Regions from separate parts of the Homo sapiens genome. Here region 2 is linked to region 1. A link is an interaction called in ENCODE POLR2A ChIA-PET data of the cell type or tissue named here. Cell type or tissue: PC-9. All regions are shown on one strand.

Region 1 (8,000 bases):
TTTGAAATGCCCACTGGATGTGCTCCTTTTGCTGCCCTACTAATCACCAATCCACTCATATCTGAATTACTCCAACAGCTTCCTAGCTGGCCTTCTGTCTCCAGCCTTCTCATATATGACATCAGAAATGATCTCTAGAAAGCTCCACTTTCATTACACAATTTTTGCACCAAGTAGTTCAGTCTAAAAGGGTCTCTACTGATAACTAAATTATTCTACCAGCTTTCAAGGTCCTGCATGATCTTGTCACCCACCACCTGGCCAGACTCAGCCCTCATTACAATGAACAAATATGTATCAAGTGCCTACCACTATACAAATTAGATATAGACATTATGAGGGAAAAGAAAGACACAAGTTGCTATCTCCAAAAGATTATAATCCAGTTGGAGCCATAAGCCAGTATCACCAGGCAATAAATAACTGACTGAAGTGTGACATGGATAATAAGCAATGCCAGTTTTCCACGCCCTTGCTCTGTTTCTCTCACCTAACTCACCCTCTCCTGGCTCCTTTATAAATACAAATCCTACCCAGGTTTTAGGTTTTACCTCCAAAATCTCACCTCCTCCTTGAGTCCTTCACCAGCGATGCTATTGAGCCCATTTTGATCTCTCTCTTACTGTATTAATTATAAAAGTCTATCAATTATAATTGGTATCACATAATCTGGTGCTTAATTAAATACTATCTACATGCCTGAGAACTGGGGCTGGCAACTAAGCAGAGGGAGTGGAGGGGAATTAGCTAAGGCTATTTAAAAAAAAAAAAAAAAGAAAAAAGCAAGAAATTTAAATGGAAAAAAGATGTTTAATTTACTATCACTTAAAACAAAAAGGTACTTTTAAATAGCAAAGAGAATCCCCAAATATTAATGTGTATTAATTCAGACCCTTAACTATAAAGTTGTTAACTGAAATGTTTCTAACCTTAACTTCAGTTTCTAAAAAATTCTCACTTACCCACAAGACCTGCAGATGTCTGTCATTTTCTCTTTGGTTATAAAATCTGCAGGAAGTTTAATTAGATGAAGGATCAGCTGACTGTAACCCCAGGAAAGCAAGTGTGAATGAGGCCTATGAAATGAAAAGGAATCAGTAAATTAGATAGGAAATAAACTCTAGAAAATGCTTATTTATCACCTAATAGGTAAGAATAGAGTTTAACTGCATTCTATTACTACATTTTAAAAACATTGCTATTTGGCTTTTGAAAACTTAAAAATAGCTATTTTTCCTATAACCTGTTTATTTTTAAAGATTAGATACTTTAGGTAATCAAAAGCAAAAGAAATAAATTCTTTTTTCTTCTTTTAATTCTATCATTCCATCACTCACAGATAACCACTGCATATCCTTCCAGACTTTTTGCTAGGAATATAAGACAGGCATTTGGGGGTCTTTTAAGAAGCTTCTCCTGGGAGGAAACGCAAGCAATAGTTCTGACACAAGTACCAGTGTGTACTTTAATTTTATTTTATTTTTAAAGTCCTAGATCAGGTTATGTCTAAAAATTCCTTGACACATTTTTAGGAAGAAAACACATACATACCTATCTCCCTAACCCCCACACCCAGTTTTATCCTCTCACAGGCTTAATCACCAAGGTCTCTTAATGTGGGCCCATGAAAAACCTGCAGGCGGTCAGCTGTGCAAAGTTTTGCATGACTGCATTTTTCTAAAAGGAATCATCAGATTCTTATAGGGTGACCCCAAAAAATTTCAGAACCACTAAGAAATATACTTAATCTCATTACTACCATGACTTGGGTCAGTCTCTTCCATAGCTATTTCTAAAGTGAGCCCAGAATGCCATATGTGAATAAACCAGTTCCATTCCAAAGGAACACTGGAGCTTAATCCTTAGAAATAAGACTCCTAGCCAGGCACAGTGGCTCACGCCTCTAATCCCAGCACTTTGTGAGGCCAAGGCAGGTAGATCGCTTGAGCCCAGGAGATCGAGACCAGCCTGGGCCATAAGGCGAAATCTCATCTGTACAAAAAATTAGCCGGGCAGAGTGGTGTGCTCCTGTCTTCCCAGCTACTCAGGAAGCTAAGGTTGAAGGGTTTAATCACCTGAGCCTAGGAGGTCAAGGCTGCAGGAAGCCATGATCTTAGCACCACATTCCAGCCTAGGCGACAGAGTGAGATCCTGTCTCAAAAAAAAAAAGTAAAGAAAAAAACAAAGAAAGAGGACTTCTTCTGTACCTGGGATAACCTTCATCATCCATTGTGCTGGTGCTTGGTGGAGCATCAAGGGACACTGCCAAAAGCAGCCAATCCAACCTTAAAGACTCTGGTTGCAGAAGGGACTCAAGAAAAGATGACCTAAGAGAAAGTTGGGGAAAAAAGTCACCAATCTTCATGCTAAGAAAGGAAGCATAAAATGTGGGGAGTGTGAAGAAAACCTGATTAAGAGATGAATATAGAAGAAGAAATAACTTGAAAACTCTTCTGCTACAAAATGTCTAGAAATGCTGGTGACCAAGCTCCAAGATAACAAAGAAAATGTCAAAGGGCCAAAAAAGAAAAAAAAAAAGGGAGAGAAAGAGAGAGAGAAAGAAAGAGACAAATAAAAACCAGTGTGGCCAGAGTAGGAAGATCACTGAGGCCATAAGTTTGAGGCTGTAGTATGCTATGATCATACCCGTGAATAGCCACTGCATCCAGCCTGGGCAACATTGTGGCAAATGTGAACCAATCAAAAGAAGAAAGGAGGAAGCCGCTAGTCTAATAAGCCAGGGGCACAGGTCACAAGTGTTACAACCATGGGGAGACAGAAAATCAGACATCAGCCTAAAAAGAGAAGAGCTGGAACTGAGATCTATGTCAATAAAAAGGTGGCAGTGAATCTACTCACTGCAAAGACAATAAGAAGCTTATCTTCTTAGTTCAGGCCCTGAATCAAGGGATTAATTTTGCACTGATCTGAGAATCCCTGAGAGGCAGTGAAGAAGTGTGGTACATGCACATTTGTGATGTGTGCTGTGACATGTGGCAGAATGTTACAAGGCCTCCCAAATCCTCCTCTTCCATAGTATGTGCCTCAACCCCTTGGTAATTAACAGTACACAATGTGACACCTGCTTATAAAAGAGAAACAATGCCCTGTCAAAAGAAAGGAGAGTCTGCAAATATGCTCTCCTTCTCACCGCTGATCTTCAGGCCTTGATTTCACCAGACTGTCTAAATAGGCCAAAAACTCAGCAGGATGATGATGACAAAGTTGTATGATATCCGATGGCAAAATGGATGGAAAGAACTTGATTAAGGATCGAAGAGCAGACTCCCCAAACTTTTCATACAACCTGCATTTAAAAACAAAACACTTTAGTCTCTAATTTCAGTGAAATTATATAACTTGGTTACATTTAGGTTACTTATTACAAATGAAAATAAATATACTAACAGAAGCTGCCTCATATGCAAATGAGTAACATGTTAGAGACTAAAATACACAAAAAAATGCATGTGCTTTAGCTCATATAAACAATATACAGGACAACTTACCGGGTAGCATAAACAACCAACAACGGACTATCAAAAGGAACCTCGTCATCTAGTAACTTTAACCTTGTTGGTAGATCTCCTTTTTCCATCTCCATATACACAGGATTGGAACTTGCCATTTCTGAAATATAAAGCATATCCTTTTCCAAACTTTATCTCTTAGGCGGAAATATTCAATTTATGAACATGTTCATTCAGCAATCATTAGTCACGTACCTACTGTGTGGACCTATTATGTGCAAGGCCCAATATTAAGCATTACAAGAGAAACAAATAAAAGTACAAGAGATGTAATTTCTACTTTTAAGAACCTTAAAATCTAATTGGGAGGCAAAGCATATTAAAAGTTTTAAATAAGACGAAGGAACATATAATTAATACATCAGTGACTATTACTCTTAAAATAATGAGTATCTAGGCCTATATATAGCAACTGTCCATATAAGCACACATCAAAAACCAATATACATAGCTATCATCAATGCCAAGTTGCTCAGTTTTTTCTAGAACTAGTATTCCTACTCCATCTTTTAGAATTAAATTCAATGAAATTAATTTTAAAATATTTGACCTTTTTTTAAAGTTACCAGTATAGCAAATACTCATTCTCTGAAGAACAGAAGATTTGACTTTTTGGAATAGCCAAAAGTCACTTAAAATCAAGTCTGGTGAAAGGAGTGATGATCTAAAACTATTTGTGGTTTAAAAAAAAAAAGTATGAATCTAAAGTAAAGTGGGTTTTTTTCCAAGTAGTTTTCTTTTTTAGTTTTTTAGAAACAGGGTCTCATTCTGTTGCCCAGGCTGGAGTGCAGTGGTGATCACTGCAACCTTGAACTCCTGGCTGTGTGTGTGTGTGTGTGTGTGTGCAGCGACGGGGTCTTCCTACGTTGCCTAGCTGCAGTGCCTGTGTGCACACATGCGCACATGCGTGTGTGGAGAGACAGGGTCTTGCTACGTTGCCTAGCTGCAATACCTGGGTGTGTGCATGTGTGTGTGTGTAGAGACAAGGTCTTGAAACGTTGTCTAGGCTGGCATGTGTGTGTGTGTTTATATGTATGTGTGTGTAGACAGGGTCTTGCTACATTGCATAGGCTGGTGTGTGTGTTTTTGTGTGTGTAGAGACGGGGTCTTGCTACGTTGCCTAAGCTGGGCAAGTATTTTTCAACTGCCTCTGAAGACAAATCCCAAATAACAGTTCCAAAAGCTGTTTCCCATAATTATCACATCATTAGAAGGGTGAGGCCTACTCACCAGGTTCTAAGAGCCAACATTCATTTTCTGATACATGCTTTTTTAAAAAAGTCATTTTTTCCCCAGTCTCATTGTTTCCCATTTGACTGTGTCAGGCAATAAGTACTTTAAAGGAATTCAGAGGAGGAGGCCATTCAGAGGTTTGGGGAAGCCTGATGACTGCGCGGGAGCTAAACCAGACATATCCACCTAAATTCAAGTAAGCAGCCATATCACTCAAATTGCCCACCATGCTTCCTCTAGCCAGCACTGGTAGTAACAACTATCACTCTGGCTGATGGAGACTCTTTTCTGCTCTTCTGTGACTGGGTATGATCACATAATAGAGACAGATACAGTAAATTTCCAATGAGTAATAATGTCACACATTTGAACTTACCTGAGGAGAAATAGCTTGTTTCTTATTTCACACAAAAGACAATCTACCTCAACTCAGAAAAAAAAAAATTATTATGCTTTTAACTGCTATATTTGAATTAAAGCAGATCTGTAACTATAGATCCATGTTTCTAGAAAGCTAAAATATCTTTAAGTAAGATGACATAAAAATGTATCTCTATTCACTTTTGGTAATGAATGAAAAGTTGCTTAAAGTCTAAAGTATTAGAAATATGGCATCTGTTATTCAAGTAGGATTTGGAATTAAGAAAATTCACTTCTTCAAAAACATGGGACTATGGCTGCAGAAAGGGCAATGCATATAGTTTTTAGGGTATGATAGCTGGTTTCTATTATATGTCAGGATGACATATGCGACCTTCCGCCAAGGTAGATACTGCGGGCTATGCACCAAAGTCTCTGAGGCAGACATGTAAGCGAGCTCTTCACCTATATTCATTCTTTTCCTCCTGGACAGGTTACATTTCCCAGTTTCCTTTGCAGTTAGTTGTGGCTATATGACAGAATTCTCATCAATGGAAATGTACACAGAAGAGAGGTAAGCCACTACCAGGCCAGGCCTATAAGACAGCACTTTCTACATGCTTTCCCCAGACATAGCAACCCAAACATGACCACATCCCTTAAGGGAAGATGGAGCTGAAAATAATGGAAGGAACTTGGAATGCTAGAATGCTGAATTACCACCTGGGAGACAGCTACCCACTGACCTGGAATACCTGTCCTGGACTGTTACATGAGCAAGAAATACACTTCTATTTATGTATGAGTTACTTCATTATCAGATATTTATTACAGCAGTTTAGCTACCTAAGATCTCTCTCTGCCTCAGACTGCTTATCTATAAAATGGAATAACACCATCTACTCCAAACATTATTGTAAGGATGAAATGAGACAATGCTGAAAAGTGTTTACCATAATATCTGCCACACAATAAGTACCCCATATAGTATTTCTGTATTAGTAAGTTACATGAGAGATTTTCTTCTTTTAATACATCTGCATTTATAAACATTTTACTTTAACCTCAACTTCCCCAGCACTGCTCTACCATTTTCTGAATGTCATTATGAGAGAAATAAAACTAATTTCTAGGGCCAGGCATGGTGGCTCACACCTATAATCCCAGCATTTTGGGAGGCCAAGGTGGGAAGACTGCTTTGAGGTCAGGATTTCAAGACCAACCTGGGCAACACAGTAAGACCCCATCTCTATAAAAAAATGAAGAAATCAGAGGGTACAGTGGCACATGCCTGTAATCCCACGACTCAGAAAACTGAGGCAGGAGGATCGCTTGAACCCAAGGGATCAAGGCTACAGTGAGCCATGATCACACCACTGCATTCCAGCCTGGGCACAGAGTGAGACCCTGTCTCTAAAAATAAAAAATAGGGCCAGGCACAGTGGTTGATGCCTGTGATCCCAACACTTTGGGAGGCCAAGGCAGGTAGATCACTTGAGGTCAGGCGTTTGAGACCAGCTTGGCCGACATGGCAAAACCCTGTCTCTACTAAAATACAAAAATTAGCTGGGCGTGGTGGTGCACGCCTGCAGTCCCAGCTACTTGGGAGGCTGAGGCAAGACAATCACTTGAACCCAGGAGGCGGAGGTTGCAGTGAGCCAAGATGGCGCCACTGCACTCAAACAGAATGAAACTCTGTCTCAAAAAAAATAAAATAAATAAAAATTTAAAAACTAATTTCTTATAATCCAGTTGTGAATTTAACCAATGTCTGAAAGAACTATTAAAAGTTAAAATGAATGGAAAACAGAATAAAGGGTTGACCAGAACAGATGTGATTTTCTACTTAAATCTTTTTTTTAAACCCCAAAATTCAAAACTGCTAATGTTTTTTAATACGAATTTCTATCTTTGATAAGGCAATCTGAGTATTACCTTTCAATCCTTCAATAAAAGTATCCCAAACAGAAGGGCTATTACTGTAACTAAGCTTGATACTCTCCTTCGCTCTTTTCAAGTTCAGGAGAAAAAAGTACTTCTTCAGGAACTGGCAAGCCAGAATTTCAGGAGAGTACTGTTGCAAAGTGTGGTCCACATGTCCACTGGTGCTTTTGATCTTAGAATTCAATACATTCAACTCCAAACATAATGTTGTCAATTCAGCCAGGTCGTTCCGAAGACCACTTGCAATGGCGCATGGAGAACATATTTGAAACAGGTCATCCAAAGACTCCCTTGGACTCCTTACACATTCACATGCTGTTTTATCAACAGATTCTTCATTGCCTAAAGAGTCCCTTTTTTCTTTTTCATTATCTTCATCTAATATTCCCTTTTTTGATTCATTAACTAATAGCACATCCTGGTTCAATTTCATGGATGAGTTGTCAGTATCTGAAACACCTGAAAAGTCCTTCATGGCAAATGTTTTTTCTAAATGTGAAAGCCACTCCTGTAAAACCATTCTCAGAGACTCGGATTCAAATAAAACCAGAGGGTCCTGTAGCTTGGTCCTATACAAGACAGACAAGTATGAAATTCATGTGTCATGTGTTTTTCTTAAAACAAATTAATTCATGCTAATAAATTAACCTAACCAATGTAACATACTCATCTGGAATAAACGTTACTTTTCAACTCTTTAAATAAAAACTATCTCAACAAGATGACAAAACAGAGAACATAAACTTTGTAGTGTTTTACTTTTTTTTTTTTTTTTTTGAGATAGGGTCTTGTTTTGTCACCCAGGCTGGAGTGCAATGGCACAAACATAGCTCACTGCAGGCTCAAGTGATCCTCCCACCTCAGCCTCCTGAGTAGCTGGGAATACAGGTACATGCCACTACACCCACTACACACAGCTACTTTTGGTATTTG
Region 2 (8,000 bases), 170 kb after region 1:
TGGTAGAGGAGGTAACCAGAGAATCCCTCTGTGGGGAGAAGTTACTAGAGCAAAACAGGAACAAGGGGCACACCTTGTGCTCCTGAGTAGAGCCCCAGAGATGGTGAGAGGGAAGAATGGCTGAATAGTGCCCATGGGCTCTGCAGCATGGAAAGCTGTGAGGCACTGCTCCAGAGTCAAGGAGCCTCCCCTCTTCCTTCAACGCCATTCCTGGTAACTGTTTATAATCAGTCCTGGAGAAGAACAATGCCCTCCCTTCTCCCACAACCCCAGACTCAGCCCCAAAGAGAGGGGTAAAGAGTGATGAGTGGTAGGAGGCAGGGAAGTGTGAGGGATCTACTGGGTGTCTTTTTTTTTTTTTAACTGGGTGTCTTTTAACATTTTTTAAATTTTAATTTTTTGGGGGTATATTGAGTTTTCCTATCTTCCAAGACCAGGGAGGATAGTATGGAGGTGGTGGAGGCTGGTACCTATGCATGTAGATGTTATGTGAGTTGCCCAGGTTGTAATAGGCTCTGGCAGCTGCTTCTCGGCCTTGGCTGCAGGAATGGAGGGAATTTTGGGGCTTCTGATGGGAGGTTCCAGGGGCCCAGGATAGGGCAGTGCCATGGGGCTGCACCTGTTTCATGGCCCTATCCATGATGGGAGGTCCCAGATAGAACTCAGGCGGAGGTAGTGGATAGGAGTACAGAAGGGCAGGAGTGCATTCCATTGCAGCTGGTGATGAGAGGCACAGGCCCCACCGGGCATGTAAGAGCATCTATAGGCTCCACTGGGGGTTTACCTCTGGAGGCTTAAAATGCCACCCGTAGCACCCATTGTCCAAACTCAATGATGCTCCCTGCTGTAAAGGTATGAAGCAGAGCCTTCCCAGTCACCTCCTGCTTCACTGTTGCCTCGATGTAGTTTGGACTACACACAAGTTACTTGATTCTCATAGTACTCCTTTTGATAAAATGGCATCATGAAAGACCGCATGGCATCCTTTCCCGTGGACCAAAAGATGACCTGGTAAGGGATAAGGTAAATTGTATGTTTCTGGGTCCTTCTAAAGGCCTCTGGCATCTTCTTCATGTCACTGAATGTAAGTTCCACATGGTTATAGGACATAAGGATGCTCTTGCTTTTGCTGACCATCACTCTGCCACCCTCTGAGCGATTCTTGTTGAATGCTTTAGTCTCTCCTGTATACTCTCATTTTGATGCCCTTTTGCATAGCTGCTTTTCCATATCAGGTTATTTGAACAATATCTTATCTTGCCTTTCAGGGATTATATGGAATAAAAGAAGAACTCTTTCTCAGTATCCCTTGTGTCTTGGGGCGGAATGGTGTCTCAGATGTTGTGAAAATTAACTTGAATTCTGAGGAGGAGGCCCTTTTCAAGAAGAGTGCAGAAACACTTTGGAATATTCAAAAGGATCTAATATTTTAAATTAAAGCCTTCTAATGTTCCACTGTTTGGAGAACAGAAGATAGCAGGCTGTGTATTTTAAATTTTGAAAGTATTTTCATTTGATCTTTAAAAAATAAAAACAAATTGGAGACCTGTGACATAACTCTAGTCTCTCAAGATTAGAACGAGCAAATGGTAAAGAGATTTTCCTCTTTAAGAATCATTTATAGCTCTATTCTAATGATACCCAATCTGTACAGGTGTAAGTTATACTTCTGAGGTATGTCACATATGTTAGAGTGCCTTCAGATGTAGTAGAATATGTATAATCACTATAATACAGAGCTTTGATTCTTTTCACAAACCAAGCCCTTTTTCTAGTATTACAATTTTATCTTGTACTTTCATCCGTTAGAGTACCAGCATATTCACTTCATTACATTAGCGTCATATGTTTATGTATAATCATTATAAATGTGGCCGGGCACTGCAGCCTGGGTGAAAGAGTGAGGCTCTGTCTCAAAAAAAATCATTATAAATGCTTATTTTTAAGACCATATATATCAAAAAGAAATAAAAAGCTGAGTGCTGTGGCTCATGGCTGTAATCCCAGTGCTTTGGGAGGGTGAGGCAAGAGGATCACATGAGTCCAGGAGTTTGAGACCAGCCTTGGCAACATAGCAACACCCCATCTCTACAAAAATAAAGAAATTAGATGTGGTGGCCTGCATCTGTAGTCCAGCTACTTGGGAGACTGAGACCAGTAGATAACTTGAGCCCAGGAGTTCAAGGCTATGATTGTGTCACTGCACTCCAGCCTGGGCCACAGAGGAAGACTCAGACTCAAAAGAAGAAGAAGAACACAGAAGAAAAGCAGAAACAAGAAGAAGATACAGATGTAACTTTACGATGTAAAAAATCTAAATAAGATTGTATTCAACTCTGCAAGTATTATACTAGTCATATAAACTCAAATAGTTGATTTGGTGTCTCAATTGAAATATCACCTGGGGAGCTTATGCCATCCTCAGTTATTTGTGCAGCAGACTATTACTATGCTTGCTATGGTATAGTTATGAAATCAGTATGACATTATCTCTGCCCTCAAGTATCCACAGTGAGTATTTAGGGTACCTCAACGAATTGATTTTTGACTAATTTTTTTTTCCTTTTTGAGATGGAGTCTCACTCTGTCACCTAGGCTAGAGTGCAGTGACACGATCTGTGCTCACTACAACCTCCACCTCCTGGGTTCAAGTGATTCTTCTGCCTCAGCCTCCCAAGTAGCTGGGATTACAGGCACCCACCACCACGCCTGGCTAATTTTTTTATTTTTAGTAGAGACAGGGTTTCACCATGTTGGCCAGGCTGGTCTTGAACTCCTGACCTCAAGTGAGCTGCCCACCTCAGCCTCCTAAAGTACTGGGATTACAGGTGTGAGCAACTGCGCCCGGCTGATTATTGACTAATGTTTGATAATAGTCATTAATAGCTCCCTGTTGGTGTCTAAAGGTGAAAATGCTTCTACTGATTTATATAGTATATAGATACATATGAAGTATTTCCTTGATTCCACAAGAAATTTAAGGCAGCTATAGGAACTATACAATAAAACAAAAACTAAGAAATCAGTATCAAGGTAATTTACAATTTTTTTTCTTTTTTTAGACAAGGTCTTGTTCTGTCACCCAGGCTGGAGCTGGAGTGCAGCGGGTAATTGTGGCTCGCTGCAGCCTCGAACTCCAGGGCTCATCAGATCCTCCCACCTCAGCCTCCTGAGTAGCTGAGACTACAGGCACATGCCACCACGCCCTGCAGATTTTCGTATTTTTTGGAGACAGGGTTTCACCATGTTGCCCAGGCTGGTCCTCAACTCCTGGGCTCAAGCAGTCCTCCTGCCTCGGCCCCCCAAAGTGCTGGGATTATAGGCATGAGCCACCACTCCTGGTCAATTTACAAATTAAGACTAGAACTGGACCAATGGGAAAGATCAGAAGGTAGATATGCAGCCCCTGAGGACTCGCATGACTAGTGAAGGCTGACTCATTTGGTCAGAGAGTCATGGCTTACCCTCTGAGTCTGTTATTCTTGCTCTCTTGATAGCTTTCATTCTGGTCATCTACTCCTGATCATGATTAGTGTCCCATTATTTTATTATTTCCCCTTTTTCTTCAGCATCTTCCCTTGAATATATACAATTATTATCAGTTGAGTTAGGATGAGGGCAAGGGGAGTCTTCTGTGGGTTTTGGCTTTTTTAAAAGCTCGTTTGTACATCAAAACTTCATTTTAGGAAATTCTTGCAGAGATTAAAAGGCTGAAAAATTGATACAGTTTCTACAGGGAACATTCTAGTAAGTAAAACTGCTCTACATGTCCCCAAGTGGCTGAAAATTGGTTCTGGGTATGGGGGAGGGAGGAAAAGGTAAAAAAAAACTTAGATATTACAAGAGTTTGGCTCTCCAGAGCTCAACCTTGCCTGACAAATAAACGTATATGTATATGTGTATGTGTGTGTATATATATATATATATATATATATATATATATATATATATAGGTTTTTTTTTTTTTTTTTTTTTTTTAAGAGATGGAGTCTTGCTCTGTCACCCAGGCTGCAGTGCGGTGGCGCAAGCTCCACTCACTGCAACCTCCACCTCCCAGGTTCAAGCAATTCTCCTGCCTCAGCCTCCTGAGTAGCTGGGACTACAGGTGCCTGCTACCACGCCCGGCTAATTCCTTTCCTTTTTTTTTTTTTTTTTTTGAGACGGAGTCTCGCTCTGTGGCCCAGGCTGGAGTGCAGTGGCACGATCTCGGCTCACTGCAAGCTCCGCCTCCCCGGTTCGCGCCATTCTCCTGCCTCAGCCTCCCGAGTAGCTGACGCCTGGCTAATTTCTTTTATATTAGTAGAGACGGGCTTTCACCGTTTTGCCCAGGCTGGTCTCGAACTCCTAAGATCAGGCAATCCGCCCGCCTCGGCCTCCCAAAGTGCTAGGGTTACAGCCGTGAGCCACCGCGCCCGGCCAACTCCTTAATATTTAATTTCATGATGGGGGTGCAAAACAATTAGGGGGAACATATCTACAAAGACTCTTGAGGGAGTGATAATGAAAAAAGATTGAGAAACACTGCTCTACATTTTATAAAAATTTGTCAATATGTATTACTGTATTAGGGTTCTCTAGAGGGACAGAACGAATAGGATAGCTATATATATAAAGGGGAGTTTATTGAGGAGTATTGACTCACACAATCACAAGGTGAGGTCCCACAACAATAGGCCGTCTGCAAGCTGAGAAGCAAGAAAGTCAGTCGGAGTTCCAAAGCTGAAGAACTAGGAGTCCAATGTTTGAGGGCAGGAAGCATCCAGCACAGGAGAAAGATGAAGGCTGGAAGACTTAGCCAGTCTAGTCCCTCCACGTTCCTCTGCCTGCTTTTATCCTAGACGTGCTGGCAGCTGACTAGATGGTGCTCACCCGGATAGAGGGTGGGTTTGCGTCTTCTAGCCTACTGACTCAAATGTTAATTTCCTGTGGCAACACCCTCACAGACACACCCAGGTTCAACACTTTGCATCCTTCAATCCAATCAAGTTGACACTCAGTATTAACCATCAAAATTACGTATTATGATTCACAAATGAGAAAACAATTAGGTAAAATGTGGTGGGAGAAGTAGAAACCTTGGTTTATTCCAGACTGATTTTCAATTCTACATTTTTGTTTTTTATTTTTGAGACGGAGTCTCACTCTGTCACCCAGGCTGGAGGGCAGTGGCATGATCTCGGCTCACCAAAACCTCCGCCTCCCGGGTTCAAACGATTCTCCTGCCCCAGCCTCCTGAGTAGCTGGGATTACAGGTGCGTGCCACCACACCCGGCTAATTTTTGTATTTTTAGTAGAGACGGGGTTTCGCCATGTTGGCCAGGCTGGTCTCGAACTCCTGACCTCAGCTAATCCACCCGCCTCGGCCTCCCAAAGTGTGGATTCTACATTTAACCACTTAATAATGAATTGAGCTTTCCCTTCATCTTGTAAAAATGGTTATCAATTGGCACTGCATTCATCAAATTCTTCAGGTTTCATATCTTATTTCCAAATTCCTTTTGCATACAGAGTTTTGTTGTTGTTTTGAGACAGGGTCTCACTCCGTCACCCAGGCTGGAGTGCAGTGGCACAATTTCGGCTTACTGCAACCTCCGCCTCCCAGGTTCACAAACAATTCTTGTGCTTCAGCCTCCCAGGTAGCTGGGATTACAGGGGTGCACCACCACGTCCAGCTAATTTTTGTATTTTTAGTAGAAACGTGGTTTCACGATGTTGGCCAGGCTGATTTCGAACCCCTGACCTCAGGTGATCCGCCCGCCTTGGCCTTCCAGAGTGCTGGGATTACAGGCGTGAGCCACCACGCTCGGCCCAGAGTTTTAAAATTTTACTTTTTCTACTTTAGCTCACATTTGAGGTGGTAAAAGTTAATCTTGAGGTCCCTTTCTCCTACAGGGCTGGGGGAAAATTTTCACGTGAGAGTCAAACAGTCCTTTTCAGATACATCCAGACAAGGTTTGGTTAGAAATAAAATTACTTGGGCTCTCTGGTGGATGGGTTCTAGGCAAACAACTCCGCCCAACAGCAGAGGCCCTGCACTGCGTTGTGCCTGCAGCACCTCGTGCGCCTTCTGCAGCCGGCCAACCACCTACACCGCAGCCCGCCCACCCGCACGCGGGGGCGGGGCGGGCAGGCAGAGGCGCAGGCGCGGTGCTTCGCAGCCCGCTTCCGGCCTCACACCTGCCAAGCATCACACCTGCCAAGCATCACACCTGCCAAGCATCACACCTGCCAAGCATCACACCTGCGATGCCTGCACGAGCTGGGTGCGGTCCGCGCAGCTGCAGTAAGGGGGCGACCCGGCGTCTGTTAGTCGGCGGTTCATCTCCTTCGTGCCTCGATGAGCTTTAACGCCATTTTCCTCCATTCTCTTTCTTCACCTCTTGAGTGAGTGGCCATGAGCTGGGCTGCAAGAGTCCTGGGGAGCAGCCAGAGAGCGGGCGCCGCGGGAGCGAATTGTTTTTGCCCAAGGATGGTTCTGTGTCTCCGCCAGGCGGCATGTGACCTGCTCGGGCGCGGGTGGCCCTTCACCCCTGTGAGTGTGGCCAGAAGTACCTCTCACCTGGACCTGCGGACCCCGGGCGCAGTCCTGGAGCTGAGAACTGGAGGTTGGGGGAACAGCAGGGTAAAGGGGAGAGAAAAGGGGGTCAGCTGCGGGACGGAGTGCCGTCCCAGCTGTAGTTTCATGTTTGGTGGAGCAACCCCTGTTCCTTTCCTCTCTCTCTCTCTTAATTCCTCTTAACTGTACTCACGCTTCCTTCTCCTTCCCCTGGTCCGCTTCATGGATGCTGAGCTGCCTGGCCAGAACCTACCCAGCTTCTTTGCTGGTCAGATTTGTCGGTCTTTTGTGTGTCTGCAGCACCTCCTTCCACACGGGCCCAGGAGTTCTCTATACGCGCTCTCACCGCAGGTCTTGGAATTCCAAGCCATTTCCAATTCCAGGTCTTGGAAATGGCTGTGCAATTTGTCTTCACTGTTAGGTTTCCAAGATGGCAACTATCAAGAGTGAACTTATTAAGAATTTCGCGGAAGAGGAGGCCATTCATCACAATAAGATCTCCATTGTAGGAACTGGATCGGTTGGTGTGGCTTGTGCTATCAGCATCTTATTAAAAGTAAGTTGTGTGCTCTGCACCACAGGGTTCACCTCAGTTGGAGGCGAGGCCACAGCGTATGGTTGTGGAGGTTGTGTCCAGTTCAAGGTGGTGAGTGGGGAGCCAGTGTGAGGGGCATCAGAGGAAAAGGTGCCCTTTTTTTAGTTGTTCACCCAGAGGGCGCTCCTTTTTAAAAATTGTATGATGATATCATGTGGGTTAGAAGCATCTCTGTGAAAGTATGTTGACATTTCACTTTCACGTAATGACAATATGAGGTACCCCTTTGCTTGATTTGGAAACTCAGCTCACAAAACAAACTGGAGAGAAATAGGTGGCAGAAAAGAGTATACAAGCGTGTCAGTGATGGTAGGCAGCCTACGAGTACCAAATACAATAATCTTTTTTCATTTAAATATCTCTCTCCCATTTCCTAGTCTGTATATCTTTATTTCCCTTCGTTCCTTATTCATGTTAGGTTAGTTTTAGTGTTTAGCTGTTCTTAGTATTGATACAGCTGATAAAGTTTTATGGCTATAGACAGAGGCCAAAAAAAGATTCTGACCCCTTTCTAAGAATATTACCCTGATATGAACTTTATTACCATAAAGTTTTAATAAATCATAAGACACTCTGAGCTATACTTTTATTAATGAAATATCTGTAAAATGTTTTAGCCATCTTTTATATAACCTTTAATCCTGGCATGAGTCATTGGATTTAAAGGATTGCCTCTGGGTTTCATATCTAGATGACATAGTGACCTTATGGCACTAAGGACAGCAGCCACAGCCAACTGCTGCTCCTGCCAGCCATACAAATTCCCCATGATTCATTTTGTCCTACCTATTGTAATGCCTTTATCAGCAGTGTCCTCACTGCTAATGAAGAATACACACACGTGAAAAC

The links. ChIA-PET counts read pairs that join two places held together with the same protein. Peaks named below come from ENCODE experiments on the same cell type or tissue, not always from the same donor. Only the 100,000 strongest peaks of a DNase experiment are listed, where the experiment ranks them.
Region 2: POLR2A ChIA-PET joins it to region 1 with 12 read pairs; 3 of 35 experiments call an interaction of 5 or more read pairs at or near these places.

Annotation. Positions count from the first base shown.
Region 1 is chr11:18,284,384-18,292,383 of GRCh38, forward strand. HPS5 (HPS5 biogenesis of lysosomal organelles complex 2 subunit 2) reads right to left here. Exons shown (of 23, transcript NM_181507.2): 16 at 7,059-7,636; 17 at 3,510-3,630; 18 at 3,152-3,307; 19 at 2,208-2,327; 20 at 963-1,076. Among named protein-coding and RNA genes, the nearest start is that of SAA1, 22 kb to the left of the region's middle. In PC-9, no CTCF peak of the experiment used is centred here; no DNase peak of the experiment used is centred here.
Region 2 is chr11:18,449,695-18,457,694 of GRCh38, forward strand. LDHC (lactate dehydrogenase C) reads left to right here. Exons shown (of 8, transcript NM_017448.5): 8 at 1,269-2,369. The coding sequence ends at 1,433. It overlaps LDHAL6A (lactate dehydrogenase A like 6A), which reads left to right and starts at 6,162. Exons shown (of 7, transcript NM_144972.5): 1 at 6,162-7,112. The coding sequence starts at 6,987. In PC-9, no CTCF peak of the experiment used is centred here; DNase peaks (open chromatin) are centred at 3,427 and 7,917.